Regions from separate parts of the Homo sapiens genome. Here regions 2 and 3 are each linked to region 1. Evidence: read pairs that join two places in POLR2A ChIA-PET (ENCODE). Cell type or tissue: HepG2. All regions are shown on one strand.

Region 1 (2,500 bases):
ATGTGAAAATGCTTTATGAGCTGAAAGTGCTTAAATGATATTTTCTGTGAAAATTCATCATGGTTATTTGAAAAGTTGTTTTATTTATTTATTTTAAATTAATATTTATTTATTTATTTATTTATTTGAGACAGAGTTTCGCTCTTGTTGCCGAGGCTGGAGTGCAATGGCGTGATCTCGGCTCACTGCAACCTCCGACTCTCAGGTTCAAGCAATTCTCCCAAGTAGCTGGGACTACAGGCACCTGCCAACTCGCCCGGCTAATTTTTTGTATTTTTAGTAGAGACAGGATTTCACCATGTTGGCTAGGCTGGTCTTGAACTCCTGACCTCAGGAGGTCTGCCTGCCTTGGCCTCCCAAAGTGCTGGGATTACAGGCGTGAGCCACCTTGCCTGGCCTATTTATTTACTTCAAATCAACTAGTTCTTAAGTGTTTGATACCCACTAACTGCATGTGCCCAGCATTGTGCTTAATGCTTCCAGCAAGTCAAGAAATGTAAGATGAGTATGGCTTGTTGCCAAGGAACTTATGCTCAATTTGAGGAAATGGAGCACTCACGTTGAAAGCCCATTTCCTTTCTGTCAATGAGAGGGAGCACTCCGATTCTTGTAAATCAGTTTCTATCACTGGGCCTAGTTTCCTCAGCTGTGAAAAGGAAATGGAGATGCCCGCCTATAATCCCAGCACTTGGGGAGGCCAAGGCAGGAGGAATGTTTGAGCCCAGAAGTTTGAGATCAGCTTGGCCCACATGGTGAAACCCCTTCTCTACAAAAAATACAAAAATTTACCGGGCGTGGCCATGTGCACTTGTGGTCCCGGCTACTTGAGAGGCTGAGGTGGGAGGGTCACTTGAGTCTGGGAGGTCGAGGCTGCCCCTGTCACCAGGCCCTGGTGTGTGAGCCTGACAGGGTGGGGGTAGCCAAGACAGTCCCCTGGCAATGCAGACAACAGCAGGAGAGAATAAGAGCTGTGCTGAGGGTCCTGGCTGAGCCTGAAGGAGCACAGGAGCCGGGAAGTGTTGCTTCCCCCAGTAGCTGGGCCTGGGGGCGCCTTCCTGGGCCAAGTCTTCTCCACAGGGAGCAGGAGGCTCTGCGAGTCAGCCCGCCCTGTCTCTCCTCCTCCTCCAGGCATGCCACCCTCTCCGCACACAGCAGGGTCTGTGGGGGTGGAGGCTTTTTCCAGACATGTATTTAAGTGAGGAGAGAAAACAAGGCGAGTCGCCTAGGATTTGCCAAGTCAGTAGGCAGGAACACAACCCAGGAGGCCAGAAATAAGACGCTGGTGAGGGTCACCCTGCTCTCCGGAGCTGGGGACGGTTTATAGCCCGTGCAGAACGCGTTATAATCACACTTTTGTTTGAGGATGGCCCTTGATCCCCGGGTGTTGTTGCTCTCCTGGTTGGAAGGTAGCAGAGCCCTGATTGTGGGCAGTGAGTAATGGTGACTCAGGGAAATTCACAAGGACACAGGGAACACCCCCAAAGTCATCCAGGGACATGCCCTGGTTCCCCCTGCCGGTCAGGGAGCCAGAAGTTCTGGTCCCCTTTGTAAAGGAGGAATTTCTAAAGTTTTCTCTGGAACTTTGGCAGAATTCTGTAGGACCTTTCAGGGGAAGCATTCGGCTTTGGGAATTTTTGGGGGGGAGATTACTAAAAGTTTTAAGGCTTTGTATCTATTTATGAATTAGCTTCTTTTCTCTCTCTTTTTAAAATTTTTAATTAATTAATTAATTAATTTATTTATTTATTTTGAGACCAGGTTATGAGACTGGCTATTTTTTTTTATTTTTGGTAGAGACACGGTTTCACCATGTTGCCCAGGCTGGTCTCAAACTCCTGGCCTCAAGTGATCAACCCACCTTGGCTTCCCAAAGTGCTGGGATTATAGGCGTGAGCCACCGCACCCGGCTTTCTTTTCTCTTTTAGCTCCTAATTATATTTGTCTCTTAATCTGATTGGGCATTTGTTACCTTGTATGCAAACAATTCTCCAGAAAACAAATTATGACAATAATAATAACAGCTAATGTTTATTCACCCCTTACGACATGCCAGGTACTGGTCTCTCCGTGTATTTTTGTGTTTCATCAAATCTACAGTTCCATCAATCATTAGACATCACGTTATTTGTGTACCACTAAACGATGCTGCCAATTAATCCTTGATATGCCATTGATTTTCAGACTCACCCTGATTTCAGAAATGTTAAAATGGAGATCAATTTTAATCATCTTAGAATCCATGAAATGCAGTAATTAAATCTCAGTTACCATCCTTGCCTTACAGACGGGTAAACTGAGGGACAGAGAGGTTGAGTAAATCTGTCCCAATCTTACCCAGCAAGTATGTAGTGGAGAGGAGAGCCGAACCCAGAGTTGGGCTCCAAAGCCTGTGCTCATAACCGCTGCACTATATTGTGCCTTAGGAAGTCGGATCTGTTCACCGGCAAGACAGGAGGAAGGACACAAAATAACAGAGGGAAAGCTGGACCCACCCTCCACT
Region 2 (2,500 bases), 72 kb before region 1:
TCTCCTGCCTCAGCCTCCCGAGTAGCTGGGATTACAGGCTCCTGCCACCATACCCGGCTAATTTTTGTATTTTTAGTAGAGACGGGGTTTCACCATGTTGGCCAGGCTGGTCTCGAACTCCTGACCTCGGGATCTGCCCTCCTCAGCCTCCCAAAGTGTTGGGATTACAGGCATGAGCCACCGCGCCTGGCCCAGATCAAGTTTTGATAGATAGAGATAATAGTCCCAGCAGCCACCATGTATTTTTCCATTGCTAGGTGCTGTGTTGATGGCCTTGTATTCATTCTCATTGAGTCCTCTCAGTGACTGTCTGTCACATATGCCTATCCCTGTTGGACAGATGAGAAAATTAAGACTCAGGGATTAAGTGACTTGCCCAGCAGTAGTTGCATGTTGATTCCTTTTATTTTATTCTATTTTTTTGTCTTGTCTGATTCCAAGCTGACATTTATTGAGCACTTACTACCTGCCAGGATCTATACCAGTGCTTCACAATGGGTCCTCAGGACCACACTATGTGAGATAATATTCTTATTGTCCTCATTTTTCAGGTCAGGAAGCAGGCTCAGAGAGGCTTAACTTGCAAATATCACACTACTAGGAAGTGGCAGAACCAGGCTGTGACCCCAGGCAGTGGGATTCCTAGCTTTTGACCACTGCATTTCGTCATTAAAAACCCAAGACAACCTCTCTGTGATTTAGTGTTACTCCTGAAGTGATCCCAGGGAAGGACCCTCAGGACACGTTAGATCAAGACTCCAGGGTTTGCTCTGACTGTCTACAGAAGGGAGAGCTGGGGAGGATAGGGCTGGGAGGTTGAATCTGTTAATATCTGCACAGAGGAGGGCAGAAGCAGCTAAGCGGTGTTCGTACTGCTCTGTGTGTGCCCTGGAAATGCAAGCAGCCCTCAGCTTCTGTGGCTGGCCTGGATGGCTGGCAGCAAGCCTGCAGGAGGGAAGCCCCATCTCAGGGAGGGGCAGCCAGACCCTCCGGCAGTGGCTTCCCCCTCGCTGACCTTTAGCTGGAGCTGATGAATTGGCAGCAACTGTGTGACATCAGGGAGACATTTTCTTCTTTGTGAGCTCAGAGCTTCCATTTAAAAATTCCTCAGTCACAGGACAGAGGCTGCAGAAGCCCGGGCAACACTTGTGGTGGCAGCAGGTGATGTGCACTTGTTCCAAGTCCTCCAGAAGTCTGCGTAATCCTCGGGATTCCGGGCGGCTGCTGGGATGGCCATGTAAGGTGCGGTTGTTGGCCTTATTTATCCCTGTGGCGCTGCCAGCTCTTAGAAGCCCTGCAAGGAAGGGATCATGGGGGGGCGGGGGGGAGGGCTGGTCCCATCAGCTGGCGCCTGGGAGTCACCAGCTTCCTCCAGCAGTTTCCTCTGCCTGGCCCCTCTCTACCTTCTTGTCTTTACCCCTGGTGAAAACCAGCACTCAATTTAAAATTAAGTGAGCTCAAAAGTTATCCAAACATGTTTGTCTTGACTTTTGTATGTGGGGCAGGTGGAGTGGAAGGAAGAGAGGCTGCAGTGAGTCAAGATTGCGCCACTGCACTCCAGCCCGGGTGACAGAGCAAGACTCCATGACACACACAAACACACACACACACTCACACACACACTCTTTTCCCTAAACTTGACGGTGGCAGAAGGAACCATTATTTTATTGCAGCAAAGGGCAAAGTTGAAAGGGAAATTAGATCTCTAAATACTCCAAGCCCCTCATTTTACAGAGGAGAAAACTTCCAGCTCAGAGAGGGGAAGTGACTTGCCCAAGGTCTCACCACAAGTTAGAGGCAGAGGCAGGACCAGAACTGATTACCTTGGGCAGGTTAGCTTTTCTCTCTGAGCTTCGTTCCTTCATTGATAAAGTGACACGGTGGGGTTTGATGATGCGCAAGATTTATCTCCAGATCTCAAAATACAGAACCGTAATTGAGTGACTCTCTCAGGCTCCCTGAGGGATCCTAGAGGATCCAGGGGAGCAGAACTCTGGAGAAGGCAGGATATATGGTAAAGAAGGTGGGGACTGTTTGATGAACAAGTAACTCCAGGATCTTGGGACAGACGATTCATTACCTTGGCTAGCTGCCTCTTCACCTCAGTCTCTCCCCCTGCCCTTGCCCTTGGAGAAAAGCATTCATCCCAGAACAGCCATCTTCCCTCTTTTCCCTTCTTCCCAACCCACAGATGTATATATTCCCTAATTTCTGATTATTTACTGGGCCGCTATTACTCTAGCTTATATATTTATAGCTTTCCGGTAACACTCATCTAGGAATCACTCAGTGTGCCAGGTACTAAGTACTTTACATTATCACATTTAATCCTCCTACCTCCATCCTCTGAGTTAGGCTATATTATCCTCAGTATGTAGATAAAGAAACCCAGGCTAGGTTGAGTGCTGTGACTTACACCAGTAATCCCAACACTTTAGGAGGCCAAAGCCAGAGGATCGCTTGAACCTAGGAGTTCAAGGTCAGTCTGAGTAACATAGTG
Region 3 (2,500 bases), 78 kb before region 1:
CTGGCTCAGCCTCCCAAGTAGCTGGGACTACAGGCGCCCGCCACCACGCCCGGCTAATTTTTTCGTATTTTTAGTAGAGACGGGGTTTCACCATGTTGACCAAGATGGTCTCGAACTCCTGACGTCGTGATCCATCCGCCTCGGCCTCCCAAAGTGCTGGGATTACAGGCTTGAGCCACCGCACCCGGCCTCCCCCACACATTCTCTGCCTATCTTGAAGCATCTCTTACTCTGGTCTTGAAACAATTTCTGCTGAAATGACTCTGAGTTAGAACGCCCTGTGATCTTTCCTAAAGACCTGAGCATGCCTCCTTGACATGCATCGCATTTACAGTTATATCCTTTCCCCTTGATCCAATGACTCATATTCCCTGAACCCTTTTATCTAAAAATGCTAAAGAGGGGACAAATGATTGGTAAGCAGAATCTCCTGGCCACTGCAGTCCCAATCAGAGTGAGGTTTGAAAGCTTTTCTTAGGCTCAGAGTCCAGGGAAAAGTTAATTTTTGGTTCTCGGCATGTGGACTTAGGTTTCTGTACCGGCGAGGAGTAAGGATGTGGAATGAGTAAACTCCCTGGGAGGTGGGGGGTGGGGAGGGGATGGGGCCTCCCTGGAGCCTCGGGCCATTAGTAATCTGCTTTGTGAATGGAGTTAAAGGAGGAGGGGGCTGCACATACTTGGAATTCCTTCATCTGGGTGGGCTCCTTCTCTCCAAACTTTCAGGATGTGGGAAATATAAGATGAAAGAAGCTGCATTTCCAGCCTATCAGGTTACAGCGTGGAAAATGGAGAGGGAAAGAAGTAGGGGGTGGAGAGTGGGGCGGGAGAAGGCCTCCCCGAGAGGGGCCAGGGAAACCCAGTTTGAGAACTGGCTGGGGAGAGTGAGAAAGAAAGAGTGCTGGGGCGGTCAGATCACGTTTCACATCACATCAGAGCTGTGGAATTTCCTCTCTTCTAGGGGGAGCCCTGTGAAGATGAAGTTGGTTTAAGGTTAGTCGGTGATGAATAATAGCCCAAAGGCGACTGATGGAGGGTGTTACTAAGTGACTGGTGTTTACAAGCAAAGCTTTGGTGGTGGGGTTGGGAGGTGGGAGCGGGAGCCATCTTCAATCTGAGTTGTTCACCAAATTCTGTGACCCGAGAATGGAGTCCATGTATGGATTTTATTTGTGTCTGACCTCTGTGGTATGCAGAGTCCTGAACACTCGGGCTGAGAAGGGGAGCAAAAGAAATGGGAAGGTAATTAGAAAAGGCGGGAGAACCTCCAGCGTGGGTAAGGGATGCAGGGCCCTCCGGGCACAATCAGTTTCTGCTTTGTGTCTCTGGCGTCCCTGGGGCGGTCCTGGCAGGATCTGTTTCTGTTCTACTTAATCCACGTGCTCCACACCACTCAGTTGTCACTGCCTGGCTCTCCGAGGACCTTACCTCCCCAGAGATGCGTTTATTTTTTAAGTGTACCCAGGCGGCTGTCCCTCCTTATTTTCTGTTATGAGAAAGAAAGCTCCACCCTGGGTGTGAAACAGAAGTGTGAAACTTCTGCGAGGCCGGGTAAGTGGCTCCTGAGGCCAGGTACACCCTCCTTAGGGAAGAATAAAAACAGTGGAAGACCACTGGGGTCAAGTTTGGGCCTAAAATTAAATAAAGGACAACGGGAGGGAAAATGGAACCAAGCAACTGGGCTGGTGGTGGCGTGTTAGGAGAAAAAGAATGTTTATTAAACCCTGATACCAACCACAGTCGGGTAATGTATTGTTCTAATATTATGACGAATAGAAAGTTATTAGATGGCATATAAATCATCACATACTACACATGACAAAAATATTGCTTGTTTTGAAAAAATTAGAATACAATAAAATACGCTTGTCACAAACCATAGCAAGCTTCATTTCATCTTTTTTCTCCTGTTTCAGAAAGCTGTTTAGGATTTTGCAGTATATCAGGGTCATCATTTTCAAACATCTATTAGTGCCATATTGTAGTCGCGTGAGAGGTTCAGTTAATAAAGGTTTCTGGTTGATAGATGGCTAGAGCAAACAGACTTTTGCACTATCTTCTCTGAATTGCTACTGAGTTATTACAATACACTGAGTCCATATTTTATCACTTTACAAACCATACACTCATATTTTCCCCTCCTCCCTCCCTTTCCAAACACTACCACCTCCAATAGTTTTGAGAAAAATAAATAGAATATTTCCTCCTCTTTGCATTAACTCCTCACAGCTCCCTTTCCAACACGAGCTGTAGCCTTGAACCTTGCTGGACTCAACTCCATTGCCTAATCCTTGCTGGTTTTGACACCCACAGTCATTTTCTAAGACTGGCTTTTTTTTTCTTTTTTTTTTTTTTTTCGTGAGGCCTATTAAATTTGGGATAGGTAGTATATTTGAACTGGTCCTTCTGGATTTCTGAGTGGTTTCCTAAGAACAGGTAAGGGTAGTAACTTGAGTGGTATTTCCTGTGTGCCCCAGTGAAATAAGTCAACAGCATGTTTTTC

What was found. ChIA-PET counts read pairs that join two places held together with the same protein. Peaks named below come from ENCODE experiments on the same cell type or tissue, not always from the same donor. Only the 100,000 strongest peaks of a DNase experiment are listed, where the experiment ranks them.
Region 2: POLR2A ChIA-PET joins it to region 1 with 16 read pairs; 23 of 35 experiments call an interaction of 5 or more read pairs at or near these places.
Region 3: POLR2A ChIA-PET joins it to region 1 with 12 read pairs; 23 of 35 experiments call an interaction of 5 or more read pairs at or near these places.

Annotation. Positions count from the first base shown.
Region 1 is chr6:37,058,418-37,060,917 of GRCh38, reverse strand. No RefSeq gene overlaps it. Among named protein-coding and RNA genes, the nearest start is that of FGD2, 54 kb to the right of the region's middle. In HepG2, a CTCF peak has its summit at 1,511 (motif pointing left); a DNase peak (open chromatin) is centred at 1,437; H3K4me3 peaks cover 686 bases.
Region 2 is chr6:37,130,023-37,132,522 of GRCh38, reverse strand. No RefSeq gene overlaps it. Among named protein-coding and RNA genes, the nearest start is that of PIM1, 39 kb to the left of the region's middle. RefSeq lists enhancers at 226-1,143, 1,144-2,062. In HepG2, no CTCF peak of the experiment used is centred here; DNase peaks (open chromatin) are centred at 1,292 and 1,472; H3K4me3 peaks cover 1,039 bases.
Region 3 is chr6:37,136,152-37,138,651 of GRCh38, reverse strand. No RefSeq gene overlaps it. Among named protein-coding and RNA genes, the nearest start is that of PIM1, 33 kb to the left of the region's middle. RefSeq lists an enhancer at 378-1,214. In HepG2, no CTCF peak of the experiment used is centred here; DNase peaks (open chromatin) are centred at 481, 961 and 2,251; H3K4me3 peaks cover 1,619 bases.